2 separate regions of the Homo sapiens genome follow, and region 1 is linked to region 2. The links are chromatin loops, found by intact Hi-C in ENCODE. Cell type or tissue: heart left ventricle. All regions are shown on one strand. Links, peaks and the distances in the headings refer to the core of each region. The heading gives the core; the rest is flanking DNA. Region 1 overlaps EYA3 (EYA transcriptional coactivator and phosphatase 3). Region 2 overlaps DNAJC8 (DnaJ heat shock protein family (Hsp40) member C8).

Region 1 (11,370 bases), core at 1,263-9,262, 170 kb before region 2:
AACATTTATGATGTAAAATGTGAGTATCAGTGCTATGATTCCTGCTGATTGTATATCACACTTTTTGGTAAACAAATTGCTATTTCAATGTCACAATAACTTTCAGATTTATTGTCATCACTGTGATTTCTTTTTCCAAATAGGTTTTGACCCTAAGGTGGTAGATTTATAAACATGTTTATTTTTACACTATATGAAAATAATACCTTATTAATAACAATAGTATCAACTGAGAATGTTTTGATAGTCTCCCTCTTATAAGATCAAAAATTAGAACACAAATGTCCAAAATAAGTAGGAGATAGCTAGCTAGTTTTGAATATCTTTGGCCAGAAACATAAAGTAGATGTCTAATATATAATTATTTTATGAGGAATAAAAAACAATACAGACAGTACCTCCAGCATCACTGTAGACCTGGCTCTTCAGACATGCAAATCATCTTCCTCTAAAAGCAACCCTCCCAGAATTCCAGATAATAGGCAGCATGATCCAATGGTTTGACTCCACAGCACTATTGCTCATAGTAAACAAGGAAACCAAACCCTAATTACAGGACTCCCAGTCCACTGCTCTATGCCAACAACTACCAAGTTTCTCAAGTACTTTTAAGCATCAAGAGCCTGCTGCAGAGAAACTGTCAAGCTAACAATGGGTAAGTAAGTCTGTCTCTGAGTGCCTTCCTGATGCCCCCAGAATGGGGTCTTATCACAAACTCTACCCAAGTTTCTCAGCACAAGTACTTCACTATTGATTAGTCACTATCCAAACTAATCTCATCAGTTCAATTTATAGTAACTCGTATAGTGCTCTTTAGAGATTAGTCTGGTGAGGAACTGAAGTACACACCAATGCTAGAAAAAGCACATGAAAGGATATTTTGGCTTGTTGATTCAGCAGCTCATTTGGATAGGCTATTATAAATAGTAAGTAATTTAATGTAAGTACTTTTCCTGATTATAAACAAAGTATATGTATATATTTTTTAAAACGTCTGTAGGAAAAACAGCCACTTTTTTTGCTTCCAATTATTCTTTACGCACATTTTTTTTTTCTTTTTAGAGGCAAGGTCTCACTACATTGTCCACGCCGGAGTGCAGTGGCTATTCACAGGCATGATCCCACTACTGATCAGCAATGGGGTTTTAACCTGCTGTTTCTAACCTGGGCCAGTTCACCCTTCCTTAGGCAACCTGGCGGTCCCCCACCCCCAGGAGGTCACCACATTGATGCTGAACTTAGTGAAGATACCCAATCAGCATAGCGCACTACAGCCCAGGACTCCTGGGCTCAAGCGATCCTCCTACCTCAGTCTCCCAAGTAGCTGGAACTACAGGCATGCACTACCGCACCTGGCTATACACATATTTTTAAAAATACTAAATTGGTATTACAACATTGTGTTTTTGCTATTACATATTGCTTTTTTCAATTAATAATACACTGTTTTCTCAAGACCCTAAATATTTTTTAAGAAGATGATTTATAATGGCTATGCAGCAGCCATATACAATTTAACACATACCTTAATATTCAAGTTTTAGGTTTTCAGTTTTTTCATATTATAAATAATGCTTCAATGAGTATGTTGGTCAGCACATTTTTGTGGGTATCTCTAATTAGTTCCATAGGATACATTCCCAGAAGTGAAATTACTGAGGGAAATGAAATGAACATCCTTAAGGCTCTTAATGCATATCACCCACTCCTCCAACTCACATTAAAGTTCTTTTAAAAGAAATCAGAACAGTGGCACCTAAAGGCATATTTTATAACTCCCACTAACATTAAACAAGTACCCTTTTCCTTACACATACTCCTTCAGATTCCTAGAAGTTAAACTTCTAATCCCCTTTCTGCCATCCCACCCCATTTGTATACAGCTCTGGGAAGAATATGATCAGTATTTCTTTACTTTAAAAGATTACTCATCATATAGCCTTCTTAGATTTCTTCTAGTCTTTTCTCCTTTCTTCAAGAGGAGGAAGCTTTTTAATTTCAAACTCAACTCTGAGACCATCTTTTTGATATAGACCTAAAGTTATGAGCACTTCTAGAATGAAACAATCCTGGGTTCAATTATAATCCCAGGCTTTTACTAATTGTATGAACTTTGGGCACATGATTTAACTCTGCTTCTCCCCTATAAAAAGGGATAAAGCTAGCTTACCTCTTAGGGCTGTTCTGAGGATTACATGAGACAATACTATACAGCGTGAAATACTTATTCTTAGTATACAGCTTATTATAGTAAATAATAGAGACAAGGTAATATTATTATAATGAATTTTTCTGAAGCCCTATTTGCATCTGAAATAAAACGAATTAGCTAATCTGAAAACAGGCAGCACTAAGATGACACAATGTATCAAAATCTTGATTTCGAAAGAAAGAAATCAAGTGTTTTCTCCTACTTAATTTAACACATTACCAAAAAAAGCCACATGATAAAACACAAGAAAACATCTTTTCAAAATACAGTCACTTTTAAAAGTTTTACAAACCTCTCTTATAATTTCTCTGGTAAATTCTGAGAATATGCCATCTCTATCATTCACATTACCCCAACCAAAATCTCTCTCCAGTAAGTCTCATACATTACTTAAAGTCAAATTTAAGCTAATGATTATCTCTTTCTGAATTACTGATAGAAGAAATTGGGAAACACAAGTCTTCCTTGCCCTCAAATATTAAACAAAACCAGATTATTAAAGGAGCCTATTATTAACAATATTACCAGCATACAATATAAACATGTATCCTTCAAGGTTTTAATAGAGATCTATTTACTTTACAGAATTTTTTTCTTTTTTAATGTATTATTATTATTATTATTATTATTATTATTTTTGAGACAGTCTTGCTCTGTCGCCCAGGCTGGAGTGCAGTGGCACCATCTCGGCTCACTGCAACTTCTGTCTCCCAGGTTCGAGTGATTCTCATGCCTCAGCCTCCTGAGTAGCTGGGATTACAGGTGCCCACCACCATGCCCGGCTAATTTTTTTTTTGTATTTTTAATAGAAACAGGGTTTCACCATGTTGGCTAGGCTGGTCTCGAACTCCCGGCCTCAAGAGATCTGCCCAAACGGGGCCGGGCGTGGTGGCTCATGCCTGTAATCCCAGCATTTTGGCAGGCCAAGCTGGGCAGATCACTTGAGGCCAGGAGTTTGAGACCAGCTGGCCAAAATGGTGAAACCCTGTCTCTACTAAAATACAAAAATTAGGCAGGCTTGGTGGTGCACACAGCGAGACTCTGTCTCAAAATAATAATAATAATAGTTTAAGGGAAATATAGTGATCATTTAAAAAATTAATTATATCTAGGATCCATATGCACACAGAATTATCTGAGGTATTCCATAAATCATGCTCAGAGATGTAATAGGAGTTGTATTTAATATTGAACAGCAGGAATGATCAACTGTTGTAAAGGGCTAATAATAATAATTCAAATCAAAACAGAAGATTTAAAAAACTGTAATTTAAAAATTATAATTGCTAGCCTATTATTAGTCAACTGTTGAAAAATCAGCTTTAAATAACCAAAAAGAAATAAACACAAACATATTCACAGAGGGGTCTTTCAAAAGGTCCATTCAGTGTTGGCTGGTTAATCATATCATAAATATAAGATCTGAGTACCCTGGCTGGTACTAACAGGCATGGAAACATGGATATACAAATGGGGAAACAAGAAAATTTGTTTCCCATTTCATATGAAGTTATCAACCCCACTATTATTAAACATAATTCCCAATTCTTATTTCTAGCAGTTACCAGGAGCCAAAGAATTCTAACAAGCCTAAAAGTAAGAAAGCTGCCAATATCATAAAAGAGTAGCCAAACAGGTCAGGAGAAACAGGAATGCAGAAACTAGATGCAGGTACATTAATACATCCAGAATCTGTGTGGTCATCTGTCTGGAAAATTTTTCTAATTCGTAGCTTGATTAAATAAAGCCTATAGAAATATAATTTTGTTACATATTACATATTTTTAAATAATATAGTATTCTTTTAATTTTCTGGCACCCATTTCAGGAAAGCAGGGAAGGAGCAATGAAGCACACTGCATTTACACACATAGAAAAATAAGCACAGATATTAAGTGCCCAAAGAACCTTAAAGTGACTTCTGATAAATCATTTTAATTTATAGTTCATGTCCAAGACACCTAAAACCAATGAAAATAACTCCCTAGGCACATAAGGTTATAAGAAAATTGGGGATTTCCGGTATTCTAAAATGACTTTTTGGTTCAGCAGAACAATATCTGATCAGTTTTGGGTGGGGTTAGGGGAGAAAGGAGAGGGAGAAGTTGGCAAAAAAAACCCCACAGAGCAAACTATGATACATATTCAGACTACCTGGTGTTAGCAAGAAATTGGCCACCTCGAAATATATTTATTATGCTTTCCTAATGATAGTACCATACTACATTGTATATAAAGTAAGTCAAATCAATAGCAAATCCTCAAAGAATTTACCAAACACTTAAAGATTCCAAGCTTCAGGGTCAAGACTTAGTACATACAAAATAGCTAAATGAGTACTGAAAAACTATGATTTTTTTATTACATGCATCAAACATACTGTTGCAAAGTTGCATACCCAACCACATATGTAACTAAGTGCTTTGTAAAGAATGATGCATGGCTGATCAAAGTTTCTGCGGAATAAAATCAACATTCTTAGAAATTGTTTACAATACAGTGCCTTACCAAAAGGAGGTAGTCCATACGTTTGGGTTGCCTGAGGGTAGACAGCATAGGGTTGAGTCTGCTGTAGTGTCTGGTATTGAGTCTGTCCAGGGTAAGCAGTTTCCGAAACAGGAACTGAGAGAATATGTGCATAAGGTCTGGAAAATTTCATGAAAACAAAAACTTTTGTGTGATTTACTTTAGTAACGAAAAATAGGTAAAATAGCTACCACCACTAACAGCAAAGAATCTGCAACAAGGAGACTAATCTTCCACATAAAATGGCTCTTTTCAAAAATTTTTTATTTTTGAGACAGAGTCTTGCTCTGTCGCCCAGGCTGGAGTGCAGTGGCATGATCTCAACTCATTGCAGCCTCTGCCTCCCCGGTTCAAGCAATTCTTCTGCCTCAGCCTCCCAAATACCTGGGATTACAGGCACCCACCACCATGCCTGGCTAATTTTTGTATTTTTAGTAGAGACGGTGTTTCACCATGTTGGCCAGGCTGGCCTCGAACTCCCGACCTCAAGTGATCCACCCACCTTGGCCTCCCAAACTGCTGGGATTACAGGCGTGAGCCACTGCGCCCGGCCTAAAATGGCTCTTATGATCAGAAAGTAGAAGTCTTTCCTCCTTTCTACGTTCTCCTATCATCAACCCAAGGAACAATTTTATGAAAAATTTAATAGTTCCAAACATCCCTCCAAGTTCCAATTATCCTACAAACATTTCTAGTGTGCTACATGCATGGCCCTATGTGAGACACAAGGATGGATTAAACTTATTCATGCTCTTATGCCTACATCTAGAATAAAATCCTAATATAATAGAAAACTAAGAGAACAAGATTGGCAATTGGCTCTCATTCTCCACCCTGCCCCTTGAACCAAACTAAAGTTCTGAGAGGGAAAGTGAGACTGGAAAAGCGGGTGAGGCTGGTGGAGAAAAGGCAAGCAAACACATCAAAAAACGGAAGTAGAGATGGGTTCCAATATCCTCAAATCAAGTCTACAAAACAGAACCCAGGTAAGTAACAAAATCTGGGAAGTTCCAGACAGGACTCAATCTCCTCAATGATATTTAAGTCAGGGCATACTGCCACTAGTTGGTGCCACCATATCAGGGATAGCTAGAGATTTCAGCAGTGAAACTCCTGGGACTTTACACTAGCTAGCAGATATAATTGTTTCATCCATGATATTGCACTGAATTTTTAGATACCAATTATCTCATTTGGTGAGTTACACTGTATATATAAGTAAAAAAGAAAATGCTATTTGTACCATGTAAGCATAATAAAATATAGCAGGGGGTGTTTTAAAGGGGAAATTTTTTTTTTCACCTTTGGGGGAAGAGGAAAATGAAGAAAGGCCATAAAGAAGTGATATACTAGCTGAGCAGATAAGAGGCACAGAACTGGGAGAGAAAGGGTGTTCTAGGACAAGAAAAAAGTCCTGGAGGGTATAGAGTAAGGAAAGCAAGGGCTTCGGCCTGCAAAGAGCACAGATAACTGAGGGAAGTATATTAAGAGAAGTAGCGAGAGAAAGGAAGCAAAGACCTTGAATGCCAGGCTAAAAGGCAAATCTGAAACTGAGAGCCACTGAAATTATTGAGCAAAGAGTGACAAGATCAGAGCTGTTCTTTAATAAAGATTATTTTGACACTGCTTTGTAAAATGGTTTAGAAAGGGAGGAGAAACTGGAAATGGAGATCCAGTTAAAAAACAGTTCAGATAAGTAATAAAGAGGTCTGAATTAAGATAGAATAATTAAGATAGCTAATAAGGAATTCTGAATGTAGCAGGTATGCAAATACTTTCTGAATGAATAAATGAATTTGGAATCTGCAACATATTAACATCTCAGTACATTCTAAAAAACTGAATTTAAAAATAACTATTCTTCTTAGCCAGATCTGAGTCCAGGAAATAGCTCAGGTTAGAGTTGTTACTCAAGTCACATGGGAATGATTTAAATCTTAGTGACCTTAAATGGATTAATCTCCAGATATGGTAAAGACCATAATGTCCTTTTTCATGCAGAGTCTTTGTAGCCCAAAGCTCAAATGTGTTTTCACATTTAGTATCTAATTTCTTCATAATAATCTCAGAGAATAGGTTCAGTTATTTCACAGAAGAAAGTCACATGAAAATGATTAGCCCAAGGACACCATTAGTGTTAATACCAGATTAAAAATTAGAAGAACTCATTGGGTTGACTTTTTAATTAGTTTATTTTTTAATTAATGAAAATTCAAAAGGTAAAAACAGATATAACCAGGGAAAAGAAAGACAGTTTCCTTTTTATAACAGCCCCATAAAGTATCTCTTGCTTTTGTTACCAATTTCTTTATGTATCCAGCAGCTGTAAGCACATAAGCACATATCCTGGCTTAATAAATGCACTTGTATGTGTCTTTGTATGCATAGGTCCACTCTTTATTACGCACAATAGGTAGCTTGGTATACACACTGTTCTGCACCTACCCACTTTGGAGATGAAAAACCTGGCTGATATTAATGCTGATCTTACCCCATGAAGGCCCAAAACATAACCTCTTAGTGACTAACCCACCAAACCTGTCTAACTTCAAGCCCGGTTCTACTCTGAGGACATTCCTCAATCAAGAAACTGAACACAGGCTGGGCGTGATGGCTCACGACTGTAATCCCAGCACTTTGCGAGGTAGGCAGATCACCTGAGGTCAGCCGTTTGAAAACAGCCTGGTCAACATGGTGAAATCCCATCTCTACTAAAAAATACAAAAATTAGCTGGGCGTGGTGGCATGCCTGTAGTCCCAGCTATCCGGGAGGCTGAGGCAGGAGAATCACTTGAACCCGGGAGGTGGAGGTTGCAGTGAGCCAAGATCGTGCCACTGCACTCCAGCCTGGGCAACAAACAGAGTGAGATTCTATCTTAAAAAAAAAAAAAAAAAAAAAAAAACCGAACACAGATTGGACTGAGAAATTCAGTCTTGTTTTTATTAATCTGTATGCTATATGTCAAGGTACAGGACAGAGAAAATGATCAGAGGTCAATCAATGATATGGTTGATCACTAACACTATTTTGCATGTTCAGTGCCTACTCATTTTAGAGTAAGCTTTTGTGTAAAATGATCCATTGCAGACACCATCTACTTTTTAAAAGGATACTACATAGACTATATTTAGAGGGAATTAAAAATTGGAATGACGATAGAATAAGAGAGGTAAAAATAATTTAAATATCTATTATTTTAGAGGAAAAATAATATTAAATTTTGCAATGAATCTACAGAAAAAGCATATGCATTTTGGAAATAATTATTCAACTTACTTTGCAGAATACATTTGTGAGGTATAATCATTGGATGAGCGAGGGATGTAATCGGTGCATGTCATAACTGAAAGAAAGATAATATCACCAGGTTAAAAAGTTAGAACATTTCGAAAATGGAATGGGAAAACTGCACATCTCACTGTATAGTCTTTCAAACTAATTAACAGAATACAGCTTGGACACCAGATAGAAAGACTATGTGGTAGAAAATATCTCACTTTTTTGTTTATACATGTGTTTATAGACTTCCAGAGGCAGTTAAAAAAAGAAGGGTGGGGTATGGAAAAGAGCTGAAGGTTGGTAAGGATCTCTACCTTTACCCATTACTGATCTAAAATAATAGATGAAGCAACCTTCTAAGCTTTCGGCTATGCTGATAGGCAAACTTAAAAAGCAAGCTTTATGTCTGGAAAACCACATTATTCTACTTCAGCTTATTTGTTCTTTGAGTGCTTACTATATTGAGTAAAAGCCTTAAGAATGACTTGCAGGAAAACAGATTTGGGGGAGGCACCCAATCTTATTTTAAAACCACTGCTACTGCTATGCATAATCAACAGCAGAATAGATGCAAGTATGCTTCTATACTATTATTTTTTCTGTTTTGTAGTGAAGGCTTTAAGTTTGGCAAATCACAGACAGACGTGAGGAACTGATGTGATACTCTGATGAACTCTCAAAGACTTTTCCAGCTATTGTCCTCTTGACCCCCATGACTTCATCTGGAATAGCTGCTATGAAGGCTTGACTCTCATGATTACTACTTCTGGTATGAACGCTGTAAATATCTGATTAAAAGTGAACCAATTAACTTTATGTCTAATTAGGTTCCCTGGAAGAGTACCTGACCCAAAAAGAGAACCTTGATCAAAAGTAGATGAGGGGCCAACTCAAATGCTCAAGAGTAAGACAAATCAACACCTGTGAGTTTATTACAGAAGAGCTTGTCCAATGCTATTGTTTGAGGTATTTAAAAATAATTATTGGAGATCACATTCACCTCTAATCATTTTGACAAAAATGAAGATGTCAATTAGATCTAAAGTTTTGACAATCCATTGCAAAGAATGTAAGGTAAGTTTATTTGAATTCTACATAATGGTTCTCAGTTGACACATATATTAAAAAACCCAAACCCTTATCTTCCTCCAATTTAATTTAATTCTGGAAGGAATCAACAACATCCTAGGAGACTGAGGCCAATTTTCACTTCTCTAGAGAATGAATGAGACTTGATCTTCACAGTACTTGGGAACCACAAAATGATTATAAAGAGTCAAGATATAATATCCATTATACTATAGAAGAATCAAGTAAGTAATATGCTGGCTTGGACTAGAATAGCAACAGTGGGGATGAGGCAAAGACTTTGAAATATATTCTGAAGGTAAAACTAACAGGACATTCTGATGGATTTGATGTAGAGAATGAGGAAAACAACTAGACGGAGAGTGATACCACTTCCTAAGATGGGCAAGTTTGGGAGAAGAGTGTATGTCACGGGGGCTAAAGGAATCGAAAGTTCTTTTTTGAAGATCTTAGGTATGATTTTCCTTCCAGTAAAGATGTCAAACAGGCAGTCTGATACACAAATGAAATCAGGGGAGAAGTCAGACTGGAAATATCAATATGGAATTCATTAACCATGTACAAGATATTTAAAGTAATGTAATGGATCGGAGAATCCCAAAAGAGGAAACATGGTAGCCTAGAATTAAGCCCTGAGGCCCACCAAAGAAGGGCCATCAAAGGAGAAAGGTGGGAGGAAAAGTACTGAGAGGGAGAATGTGAGGAGAAACGTATTCTAGAATTTGCAACATGAAAATAACTAATGGCCTTGACGACAGCAGTTTCACTGGAAGAGTGAGGATAGAAGCTAAATTTGAGAGGCTGGAAAAGTGAATGGGAGGTGAAAAAGCAAGTGAGGGCAACTCTTGCAGAAGTTCTGATATGTCACAGAACAAAGAGAAGGTCCATAACTAGTAAGAGATGTGGAGCCAAGGGCGGAGGGGCAGGGGGGGGTCGGGGGAGCAGTGTTTATGTTTTAAAATGGTAAGATGTTTCTTTACTGACAGGAAGGATAAAAAGGGAAGACCGTGATGACACACAAGTGGTGGCAAGAAAACTATAGTACCAAAGTCCTTGGGGAAGGTAAAAACAGATAGCATATGAAACACAAATAATAGCCTCTATATCTGACAAGAGCAAGTATGCTGCTTACATCCTGACAAGAAGGAAATGGCTGGGTGTGGTGGCTCATGCCTGTAATCCCAGCACTTTGGGAGGCTGAGGCCGGCAGATCACTTGAGGTCAAGAGTTCGAGACCAGCCTGGCCAACATGGTGAAACCCCATCTCTACTAAAAATACAAAAATTAGCCAGGCGTGATGGTGCGTGCCTGTAATTCCAGCTATTCGGAAGGCTGAGTCAGGAAAATGGCTTGAACCTGGGAGGCAGAGGTTGCAGTGAGCGGAGATCTTGCCATTGCATTCCAGCCTGGGTGACAAGAGCGAAACTCCACCTCTAAAAAATACAAACAAACAACAACAAAAAAATACAAAAAATAGCTGGGCATGGTGGCATGCGCCTGTAATCCCAGCTACTCGGGAGGCTGAGGCAGGAGAATCACTTGAACCCGGGAGGCGGAGGTTGTAGTGAGTCGAGATTGTGCCACTGCACTCCAACCTGGGCAACAAAGCAAGACTCCATCTCAAAAAACATAAAAAAAAAAATAAAGAACAGAATGAATAGGATGACAGTCTAAAGTAAAAATAGAAAGGTAGGGGAAGGTATAGATGTAGACTTCAAATGAACCAAAGTTTTTATTTATTTTATTTTATTTTATTTTTTGTAGCGAGGAGGTCTCACTTTGTTGCCCAGGCTGATCTCAAACTCCTGGCCTCAGGTGATCCTCCTGCCTCAGACTCCCAAAGTGTTGGGATTACAGACAAGATCCACCATGCCCAGTTGAACCAAAGTATTTGAAGGAAAAAAGGAAATTATTTGGAAGGAGCAAGAATACTCAACTTACTTCCTGACCCTGAAGTATGTAAAGTATAAGATTTTAGGGAACAGGTCTTTTTCTTGGGGATGAGTGGGAAATTCAAGAAATTAGAGGAGACACTTTACAAATTAGAGTGGTTTTCCACAAAATGGACAGTTTCCCAATGGACCAGAATCACCTGGCTAACTTGTCAAAAATGCAGATTCCCTATCCACATCAGATCTACTGAATGATAATCTTTGGAGGTGAAACTAGAATTCTACATTACAAACAAGTATTCTAGATGATTCTTATGTAGGCTAAAGGTCTGAGAACCACCAGAATAGAATCACCTTTGAGGAAACACTAT
Region 2 (11,370 bases), core at 1,982-9,981:
CTGAGTAGCTGAGACTACAGGTGCCAGCCACCACACCTGGCTAATTTTTTGTATTTTTTTAGTAGAGACAGGGTTTCACCATGTTAGCCAGGATGGTCTCAATCTCCTGACCTCATGATCTGCCCGCCTTGGCCTCCCAAAGTGCTGGGATTACAGGCTTGAGCCACCACGCCCGGCCAGCATATGGTATTTCTAATTGTCACCAAAAGCCGACTATGGTGTGTACTGCTACCAGTGCTTCACAAATAACACTGAGGCTCAAAAAGGTTAAATGATTTTCTAAAAGCCATACAGCTAGCTAGCAGTACAGCTACTCTTTCCACTGCACCTTTCTGCTGCCCCCCAAAACTTGGATGGCTGCTCCAAAGCCAGTACAATGCCTAGCGAGTTGTGTAGGGGTGGCCACTAGGACCTCTACCTCATTATCATTTTTTCTCTTTCCATACATGAAGTGCAACAGAAACAAAGTCATCAACTCTGATTAGCCAGCCCCTAACCATGAGTCCTAAACCCTATAGAAGAAAAGACCGAATGTTGCCACAATCCTTCTGTCCAACCACCTGAAGCATATAACCAGGGTGTCAAAGAAGAGTCAAGTTCAAAGGTTCTAACTCTCTCTGCAGGTAGGACACTGTGGGCACAAGAACTTCAGCATCTACTAACAGATCTCTAAGCAGCACAATACTCTATGCTTACCCCCTAAATTAAAAGTGCAATCCATTTTTCTTGAGCCCACTGGGCAGCTGTGCCTACTACAATCTAAAAAACCATTCAGGGTGAAACTGTTAGTGTGCTGTAAAAAGAAATTAAACAATAATTTTTAAAAATAAATTTTAAAAAAGCCATTCAGGGATCCTCATCGTCCTTGCCAAGGCTACAGAGCTTACAGGAGGCTGAGGCAGGCCCAGCCTCATTCTTCACCTCTCCCACTCTTCCCCACATATCCCACTCCCCTCTGACTGCCCCACTCAGTCCTGGGAGCGCCACAGGAACCAAGCTGCCTTATTCTGGAATTAGAATCCCTGGCCACCTTGGAAATTTACCTCAAAGTTTTTCTGCCACTCTCTTTCCCGTTTGGCTTTTTCTTGAGCTTCAATCTCTTCTTCCCTTTGTCGTTTCCTAGGAGGAAAACCAGATCATAGTATTTATATGATACTTACAGACTGAATTAACCATACAAGGTGGCATCTCCCCACAGAAGCAAGCATATATAGTAAATCAATTCCCTAGAAGTCTACAAAGATGGCTGTCTGGAAAGGGCTCATAGCATTTTCATGAATGTCTCATTCTAAAACACGCAGATCAGACTTGGGCATGGCTGTGGGGAAAGACATAAATATCCTTGTTACACAGATAAAGTAACTAAAGCCCAGCCAAGAGCAATCTGAGGTTTTGGGCTCTTTCAGTGACAAAGCTATGTCGAGAACACAGGCCACCTTATTTCAGCAGAATGACCATTATAAAGCCAAAGTTCTTAAGATCTCTGGACAAAACCCTATCCGAAAACAAAGATATTTCACACAACCTCAACTAGCAAATTTTAGTTACTGGTACCTACCAAGCAACAATATAAAATACATACAGAAACAAAACTCGGCCGGATGTAGCGGCTCATGCCTGTAACGCCAGCACTTTGGGAGGCTGGGGCAGGTGGATCATGTGAGGTCAGGAGTTCGAGACCAGCCTGACCAACATGGTGAAACCCCGTCTCTACTAAAAATGCAAAAATTAGCCAGGCAGGAGAATCACCTGAACCTGGGGAGGTGGAGGTTGCAGTGAGCCAAGATCATGCCATTGCACTCCAGCCTGGGCAACAAAAGCGAAATTCTAACATTTCTGATGTTCAAGAGAAATCATATTTTAGAACATTAAACATTTTGTTACTGATGACACTACAGTACTATACACTCACCAAAGCTGTAGCCACTAGCCCCACAAAAGGTTCTGGCTTCAGTAACAATGGCCTTAATAACTGCTTATTTCACTCCAGGACATCAGGAAGAACACACACAAGGCTCTTGATTATAAATAAACTCCCTGGCAGCATGCAGTGGCTCATGCCTGTAATCCTAACACTTTGGGAGGGCAAGGCAGGCAGATCACGAGGTCAGGAGATCGAGACCATCCTGGCCAACATGGTGAAACCCTGTCTCTACTAAAATACAAAAAATTAGCCGGGCATGGTGGTGTACACCTGTAGTCCCAGCTACTCAGGAGGCTGAGGCAGGGGAACTGCTAGAACCTGGGAGGTGGAGGTTGCAGTGAGCCAAGATCGCACCACTGCATTCCAGCCTGGCTACAGAGCAAGACTGTGTCTCAAAAAAATAAATAAAAAATACACTCCCTAAGGACAGACCTATTCAATAATTCTCAAAAGTCAAAGAAAAAAACTACTTACCCTGGTGATTCAAAAGCTTGACTGTTTTTAGGTAACTATTTTTATAGTCTCTTAAATGGTATACTATATAATTCCCTCATTAGGAAAATCACCAAAGACCAATGTTAGTTAATCTAGGTATTTAAATATGGTTTAAATGAATATACTGATATGTACCTTTCATGCATCTCTTTGGCTTCTCTCTCTTTCCTTTTAATTTCCAGCTCTGCAAAGAGTTTCATTGTCTGTTTATATACAGCTTGTTTGAACTACAGGAAAATCAAGAACAAAAGAAAATCAGAGTAAATATTTTTACCAGCAACTTGAACCATGTACTTTCACCTGGAGTCCAAGATAAAGCAGATTAAAACCTGGCACAGGCTGTGCACCGTGGCTCACATCTGTAATTCCAACACTTTGGAAGGCCAAAGGCAGGAGAATCGTTTGAGGCTAAGAGCTTGACTGCCCTGGCAACATAGTGAAACTCTATTGCTACAAAAAAATTTTTTTTAAAACTAGCGTGCAGGCCAGGCGCAGTAGCTCACACCTGTAATCCCAGCACTTTGGAAGGCCAAGGTGGGCAGATCACCTGAGGCCAGGAGTTCAAGACCAGCCTGGCCAACATGGTGAAACTCTGTCTCTATCAAAAATACAAAAATTAGCCAAGCATGTTGGTGCGTGACTGTAATCCCAGCTACTCGGGAGGCTGAGGCAGGAGAATCACTTGAACCCAGGAGACAGAGGTTGCAGGGAGCTGAGATCATGCCATTGCACCCCAGCCTGGGCAACAAGAGGGAAACTCCGTCTCAAAAACAAAAATTAGCGGGGCATGGTGGTGCACACCTGTAGATCCAGCGTTTCAAGAGGCTAAGACAGCAGGATCACTTAAGCCCTGGAGTTTGAGACCACCCTGAGCAACATAGTGAGATCCCATCTCTACAAAAAATATTAAAAATAAAACATTAACCAGGTGTGGTGGCGCACACTTGTAGTCCCAGCTACTCAGAAGGCTGAGGTGGGAGGATCGCTTGAGCTCAGGAGGTCAAGGCTGCAGTGAGCCATGACTATGCCACTGCACTCCAGCCTGGACAACAGAGCAAGACTCTATCTCTTTTTTAAAAAAGTATATTATATGATAGTCTTACAATGATAGGAACAGAAGCTATTATTATTTATTATTATTGTTTTTGAAACAGGGTCTCAATCTGTCACCCAGGCTAGAGTGCAGTGGTGTGATCATAGCTCACTGCAGCCTCAACTCCTAAGCTGAAAAGATCCTCCTACTTCAGCCCCCAAAGCACTTGGATTATAGGTATGAGCCACCAGAGGTTATTATTAGAATGTATAATATCCACTAAGGTGGGAGGATCACTTGAGCCTAGGAGGTCAAGGCTGCAGTGAGTTAAGATCATGCCACTATATTCCAGCCGGGGTGACAAAGGGAGACCCTATCTCTAAAAAGAATTACAAAAAAATAAGTGAACGTAAGTGACCCAGCCCCTGTCACACTAAGTTAATGAAATCACAATGCCCTCCCTACCAGTTTTTAATTCTTTATTTTCAAGAGTTCTTAAGAACACAGCTTATGTTATTCTACCTTTAAATATTTTTCTCCAGATATAAAGTATTTTAAATAGACATGGAAGTACAAAAGTAATCTGTCATGCATATTTAATAGTGCCTAAATTCTAAAATCAGACACTGGAGCAAAGAGTGATATATGGAGAGAAAGGAAAATAAAGAAGTCCCTAAATCTCTGTGACTTCTCTTTTATCCTGTTACCTGCTAGACACTGCTCACTAAAAGCAATGCTTCAACCCCAGTCCCTAATAAAGACAAACATCAAAGGGATAAAGGAGTCTGTAATGAATAGCTCAGTATATTTAAAAGCTCCATACACGGGATAGACAGACACTGCGATTTTATATTTTTTATATTTCTCTTTTTCCAAATTTTCTATCATTAGCATGTGTTCTTTTATAATCAGGAAAAAAAAAAACAACTGAAAAAAATTGGGCCAGGTGCGGTGGTCCACGCCTGTAATCCCAGCACTTTGGGAGGCCGAGGAGGGCAGATCACTTGAGGTCAGGAGTTTGAGATCAGCCTGACCAACATGATGACATCCCGTCTCTATTAAAAATACAAAAATTAGCCAGGCTTGATGGCGGGCATCTGTAATCCCAGCTACTCAGGAGGCTAAGGCAGGAGAATCACTTGAACCTGGGAGGCAGAGGTTGCAGTGAGCTGAGATCGCACCACTGCTCTCTAGCCTGGGCAACAGAGTAAGACCCCGTCTCAAACAAATACATAAATAAATGTATATTTATATGTTTTAAGTTCAAATAAAATGTTTGTTGTTGTTGTTGTTGTTGTTGTTGTTTTAAGACAGAGTCTTGCTATGTCACCAGGCGGAGGTGCAGTGGCGCGATCTTGGCTCACTGCAATCTCTGCCTCCCAGGTTCAAGCAATTCTCCTGCCTCAGCCTCTCGGGTAGTTGGGATTACAGGCACGTGCCACCACGCCCAGATAATTTCTGTATTTTTAGTAGAGACGGGGTTTCACCATGTTGGCCCGGATGGTCTCGAACTCCTGATCTCATGATCCACCCGCCACGGCCTCCCAAATTTCTGGGATTACAGGCGTGAGCCACTGCGCCCAGCCAAATAAAATGTTTTTTTAAAAAATAAAAATTAGGCCGCGCACGGTGGCTCATGCCTGTAATCCCAACACTTTGGGAGGCCGAGGCGGGTGGATCACCTGAGGTCAGAAGTTCAAGACCAGCCTAGCCAACATGATGAAACCCCGTCTCTACTAAAAATACAAAAAAATTAGCCAGAGGCCGGGCAGGGTGGCTCATGCCTGTAGCCTGCAATCCCAGGACTTTGGGAGGCCAAGGCAGGCGGATCATCTGAGGTCAGGAGTTCGAGACCAGACTGACAAACATGGAGAAACCCCATCTCTACTAAAAATACAAAATTAACCGGGCATGGTGGTACATGCTGGTAATCCCAGCTACTTGGGAGGCTGAGGCAGAAGAATCGTTTGAACCCAGGAGGCAGAGGTTGCAGTGAGCCGAGATCGCGCCATTGCCCTCCAGCCTGGGCAACAAGAGTGAAACTCAGTCTCAAAAATAATAAATAAATAAATAAATAAATGTGAAATAGCATATATTCATCATTCTTTTGGCTTCTGTCTCTGTAACCCACCAATTCGTAGACACAATCACACAAGATACAGTGGCTTTTCCTATATTTAACTCACCAGCTCAGGATCATCCTCCTCTACAATTGTAGGTTTTCCTTCCTTCTTTAATTGTTTTTTTCGCTCTTTCACCTAAAAAGAATTTTTTTTCATCAAAAGACGAGCATCTGTGCTTTGAGAATATCCACTGGGCTGTACACATACAATATATTTAACTTTCTATAGGCACGGGTATAGCAAAAAGTTTTCATTAAAAAAAAAAAGAGCCCCTCCCCTCCCTCCTCAAAAGAACAACAGAATCAAGGAAAATTAGGAACCACAAGTCCTTTTTCTAATCTCATCTAAAATCCAATCTACCAGGAAGAATGAAAGATGAAAGGGGACCAACGGGAGGTTGTCCCCAACTCATCAGATCCAAAAAGTCTTTGAAACAGACTACTTATTTACCTTTCTTGGCTTGTGGTTATGTGTTTAGAGCAAAGCAAATATATCTGTCAAGTTTTAGAAGAAGCTACAGAATCTGTGGCATTATGTCCAAGTAGTTTTTCTGGCATTTCTATAACTGCATTCTTGATCACTTTCACCATGGAACCTCCTTAAACCACATATCATATTAACTGATACTTTTATCACATTGGCCACTACTGAGATAAAAAATAAATAAATAAATATACGAATTCATACAAGAATGACACTACTCCATGAACTAACCAGTCTATTATACCAGCAAAGGCCAAGTACCCTCTAAGCTCAGAAAGGCCCTACTGCCACCCTGTGGTCAGGAAGCCTAAGGATGACTTTCTTACAGGTGAAAGACATACGAAGCCACAATGATTTAAGGAGAAACTGTCAGGCACTTTCCCTATTTCTACCAGGATAGGGCCTACAAGTGCCATTTCCAACACATGACCCGCAGGATATAGTTATGGGCCCTTTGTCTCCTCTTCTTATCCATTTTCCTCACCGAAACTGGATTCATTATTATGGTTATAAAGTTGTCTCAGATTTCAAAGCTCTTCATGTGAAAAGTCATCCAATCACAATTGAAGCAGCTCTTACAAATGACCTCAAGATTCTTGCCCCAGCAAGTAAAAAGTTAAAAGACCTTTCTTACCTTGGGAAAGCCATACTGACATTTCCCACCACATTGGAGACTTATGTATGCCCTCAAGAGCAAACAAAAATAACACCAGCTACAACTCAGTTTCCTTCAACTGAGTTCTTCCCAACTCTGTTATTAAGATGGACATAAACCTCCTCCTATTTTAAAAAAAGTTTACGCCTATCCTCTTGCTAGCCTTTGCCAAGCCTTGTTGCAAACCCTTCACAGGGACAAGAATAAAAATCAAGAGTCAAGAGTCACAGGCTGCTCCACGTTTCCACTCTAAGAATGGGGTAAGTGGCAATATGTGATGAGAGGGAGAGAACAACCCTTTCTCCCCAACACAGGACTGGTAGGGAAAGAGGTAGGAGCAGTGTACCAGCTACTCCTCATCTGAGTTCTTCTCTTAGGGGTGAATTACAGCTTCAGGCACACACTATTCATGACCACCACAGCAAAGTGGTAGAGAGCACAGAAGTAGCCACAGGTTGTGCCAGTAGGCATTACTATGTTCATATGTACCCTTCTACAAGGTGCCCAAGGCTTGCTGATACTTCCTGTAAACACAGCAGCACTATAAATACTTACAGTGTGTTCCACGTATTCTTTTCCTGCCTGAATTACATCCAGGGCCCTCTTCTTTTGCTCCTGATCCAGTAGCAACTTGTAAGCTTTGTCCACAGCTAATGCAAAACATTGAAATTAACTGTTTCTGCAAACACCCTCTGAAAGTCTGAACTATACTCAGGCAGTGTAAATGGACTTGTGCTCTCTAAAGCATTCCCTACTTTAATTATTTACTGTCGTTAAACTAAGTTAAAAAAAACATTCAACTATAGCAATGACTTTCCTTAAGAGCCTTGGAAAAAATTAAATATATACTCAAGGCTAAATACACTACATCTGGATTTAATTCAGTGATAAAATTCTTTATGTTCAAAGAAAAAAAATGATCCTATGCAATAACAGTCTTTGTTGGCATATAAAAGTTTTAACAAAGCAAAGTTAAGGTCTACTTCTTAAACAACAACATTCTGCTTTGAAATGGCAACTGCTCTACTGAAAACCACAGCTTCTTGGTGACCAGAAGACAAAACTATAACAGTCTTTGCTTGATCTAGGACAAGGAACAGTTAGGCCCTGCCATTCACAATCTAATACTCAGAAGCAGGTAAATTTACAAATACCTTCAAAAGCCTTTTGTGCTCTGTCAGCATCATCTTGATTTTTGTCAGGATGCACCAAGATGGATAACTACAATAAGAGAAAAGTTGGGGTTGTCAATAAGGGAAACATTTACTAACTTCCAGCCTGCCCTGTCTCGTTACAACCAAAAGCTCTAAGGTCCTACGGCAAAAAGAGACTCTTAGCAAAAGCATTTAAAAAATTAACAAATCTCTTTAAATGCCCAGAAATACTGATCTTTAACAAAATTCAAGCACCAAAAGGTAAAGGTACAACTAGGAAACATTTCAGGTTTTAATCACAAAGTTGAGACCAAACATGCCAGGCACAGAGGCTCACGCCTGTCATCCCACCACTTTGGGAGGCTGAGGTGAGAGGATTACTTAAGCCCAGGACTTCGAGACCAGCCTGAGCAACATAGCAAGACCCTGTCTCTACAAAAAAAAAATTTTTTAATTACCCAGACATGGTGGTGGTCGCCTGTAGTCCAAGCTATTTAGGAAGCTAACGTGGGAGAATCACTTGAGCCTGGGAGGTTGAGATTGTGCCACTGCACTCCAGCCTGGGCAACAAAGTGAGACCCTGTCTCCAGGAAAAAACAAAAACAAAAACAAAAACAAAAACAAATGGAAGCCTAGCACTATGAAGATGTTGTAATAATTTGGGGGAGGAGGGAGACTGAAAGGTATCAAGTTCCTATTATGTTCCTTATGCAGGTTGAGCACCCAAAATCCAAAAGGCTCCAAAATCTGAAACTTTCTGAGTGCTAACATGATGCTCAAAGGAAACGCTCATTGGAACATTTTGAATTTTCGGATTAGGGATGCTCGACCATTATGCATTCTGCAAATATTCCAAAATCTGAAAAAATCTGAAATCTGAAATACTTCTAGTCTCAAGCATTTCAGATAAGGGATACTCAACCTGTACTAAGCACTAAGGTGGCTAAAGCAGGTATGAGACATCAACTCTCTCCTAAAAGAACTCCTAATCTAAAGCAGTTTCTCATTCTGCCTGTGCTCCAACCCTGTGAAGCTTCTGAAAAAGACAACATTCTAATTTCCACCCTCAGACCTTCTGAGTTAGTCTTTGGCATCTGCACTTTGTAAACCTCTACTAGACTGGGTTTCAGATGATCGTAGGGAATTAGCCCTTATTTTGTTAGGTGGGATAAGTGATTATGCAAGAAAATGTCCTTTTTTTGGGAAGGGTACAAGCTGAAGTATTTAGGGGTAAAGCATCATGGTTTATTGCAATTTACAATGATTCAGCCAAAAATATATAGTTAAATATATAGTCAGTGTCTGCCAGGAGCAGTGGCTCCCGCCTGTAATCCCAGCACTTTGGAAGGCTGAGGCTGGCAGATCACTTGAGGTCAGGAGTTCGAGACCAGCCTGGCCTACATGGTGAAACCCCGTCTCTACTAAAAATACAAAAATTTGGCAGGCACAGTGGCACACATCTATAATACCAGCTACTCAGGACGCTGAGGCAAGAGAATCACTTGAACTCAGGAGGTGGAGGCTGCCGTGAGCCAAGATCGCAACACTGTACTGCAACCTGGGTGACAGAGCCGGACTCCGTCTCAATAAATAAATAAATATATATATATATATATATATATATATATATATATATATATATATAAATGAAATTAACTATTCAATATAGATGGTGGATACATGAATATTCGTTGTTCTATTCTTTTTTTTTTTTTTTTTTTTGAGACAGAGTGTTGCTCTATCATCCAGGCTGGAGTGCAATGGTGCTATCCCAGCTCACTGCAGCCTCAATCTCCTGGACTCAAGTGATCCTCCCACCTCAGCCTTCTGAGTAGCTGGGACTACAGGCACGGCTAATTTTTGGCTTTTGCTGTTGTTGTTTTTCGTTTTTTGTAGAGACGGGGTTTCACCATGTTGCCCAGGCTGGTCACGAACTCCTGAGCTCAAGCAATCTGCCCGACTCAATGTCCCAAAATACTAGGATTACAGGCATGAGCCACTATGCTTGTCCATTCTTTTTTCTATATAAAATTTTTATAATAAACCAGCTAAAAAAAAAAGAACTTTCATAGGTAATTCAGATACTCACAGTTAAAAACCATGACATATTGTCAATTGACAGAAACCAACTAGTTGGAACCCAGGGAACTATGTCGGGGAATGAGAACAAATGGGAATCTAACGCTCCGTTCAGCATTACTGGAACCATTATGCTGGGTTCTAATTCCAACTTCAATCACCTACTAGCTATGAGACCTCGAGCAAATCACTTAACCTATCTCTGCCTCCGCTTCCTGCTCTGTAAATGAGATAATACTATGTACCTATATCTAATTGGGCTGATATAAGAATGAAACAAACAATGCAAGTAAAGAAATTAGCAGACTAACACACGCTGACAATAGTTAGCATATAGTGAGGATACATTATGTGCCAAGAGTTACTCTAAATGCCTTCTGTGTAATACATCATTTAAATTCTTACAACAAACTCATGGGATAGACACCATTATTACATTTTACAAACGGGGTAACAGACACGGAAAGGTTAAATGTAACTTGCTCAAGTTTACACTGCTTGTTAAGTGGTACAGTCAAGATTTAAACTAGTTGTATAGCTCCAATATGCACACTCTTAACTATCAGTCCATATTAATGATTTATTAAGAATTCTTAACTCTTATTATTTATGTAGCTACATAAAAAATTGTTTTGACTATGAACTTAAATGCTTATTAATATGGGAATGATTAGTAATGCATATTAGAAAATTTGAAATTTTAGAAAAAGGAAAAAGCTAAATATAAGTATAGAGTAGAGCTTAGGAAGGAAAAAAAAAAGCTATAAAGTTATATAATGGGATATGATTACGTAGACCAAGTTAAAAAACATCTTGGCTTAACTGTAGATCAGAAAATGACTATGAGTCAGCAATATGGGGAAAATTACTGTACTGAAGAAACAAGCACACCACTGGATATTAACAAGTATCTCATCAGAAGCTGAAAATTACATTCAGCTCTGGTCAGACCCTATTAAAATATGAAGTACATAAGACTATAAAGAAGCTAAGGAAAGTTTTTTTAAAAGACATGGAATATATAGAAAATCCAATTTGCAAAGGCAAATTATAGGGACTACGATTATTCAACTCAGAAAAAAAGGTAGCCAGGCACGGTGGCTCATGCCTGTAATCATGGCACTTTGAGAGGCTGAGGCCAGCAGATCGCTTGAGCCCAGAATTGAGACCAGCCTGGGCAACATGGCGAAACTCTGTCTCTACAAAAAATACAAAAATTATCTGAGCATGGTGATGCACACCTGTAGTCCCAGCTACTGGGGAGGTTGAGGAGGGAGGATTGCTTAAACTCAGGAGGCACAGGTTGCAGTGAGCCAAGATCACACCACTGTACTCCAGCCTAGGTGACAGAGTGAGACCCTGTCTCAAAAAATAATAATAATTTTTAAGAAAAAAAGGCTGGGGGGAGGGTTACTCAGCTGTCA

Evidence for each region. Peaks named below come from ENCODE experiments on the same cell type or tissue, not always from the same donor. Only the 100,000 strongest peaks of a DNase experiment are listed, where the experiment ranks them.
Region 1: a loop joins it to region 2, with 10 times the contacts of the local background. A loop is called at or near these places in 6 of 110 quality-filtered maps.

What each region holds. Positions count from the first base shown.
Region 1 is chr1:28,030,824-28,042,193 of GRCh38, forward strand. EYA3 (EYA transcriptional coactivator and phosphatase 3) reads right to left here. Exons shown (of 18, transcript NM_001990.4): 5 at 8,016-8,082; 6 at 4,721-4,857. It also overlaps the pseudogene RN7SL559P. Among named protein-coding and RNA genes, the nearest start is that of EYA3, 52 kb to the right of the region's middle. In heart left ventricle, for the core only: a CTCF peak has its summit at 5,812; no DNase peak of the experiment used is centred there.
Region 2 is chr1:28,202,704-28,214,073 of GRCh38, forward strand. It overlaps DNAJC8 (DnaJ heat shock protein family (Hsp40) member C8), which reads right to left. Exons shown (of 9, transcript NM_014280.3): 4 at 7,868-7,934; 5 at 7,269-7,363; 6 at 5,639-5,710; 7 at 2,555-2,646; 8 at 1,044-1,119. Among named protein-coding and RNA genes, the nearest start is that of DNAJC8, 25 kb to the right of the region's middle. In heart left ventricle, for the core only: a CTCF peak has its summit at 6,346 (motif pointing left); no DNase peak of the experiment used is centred there.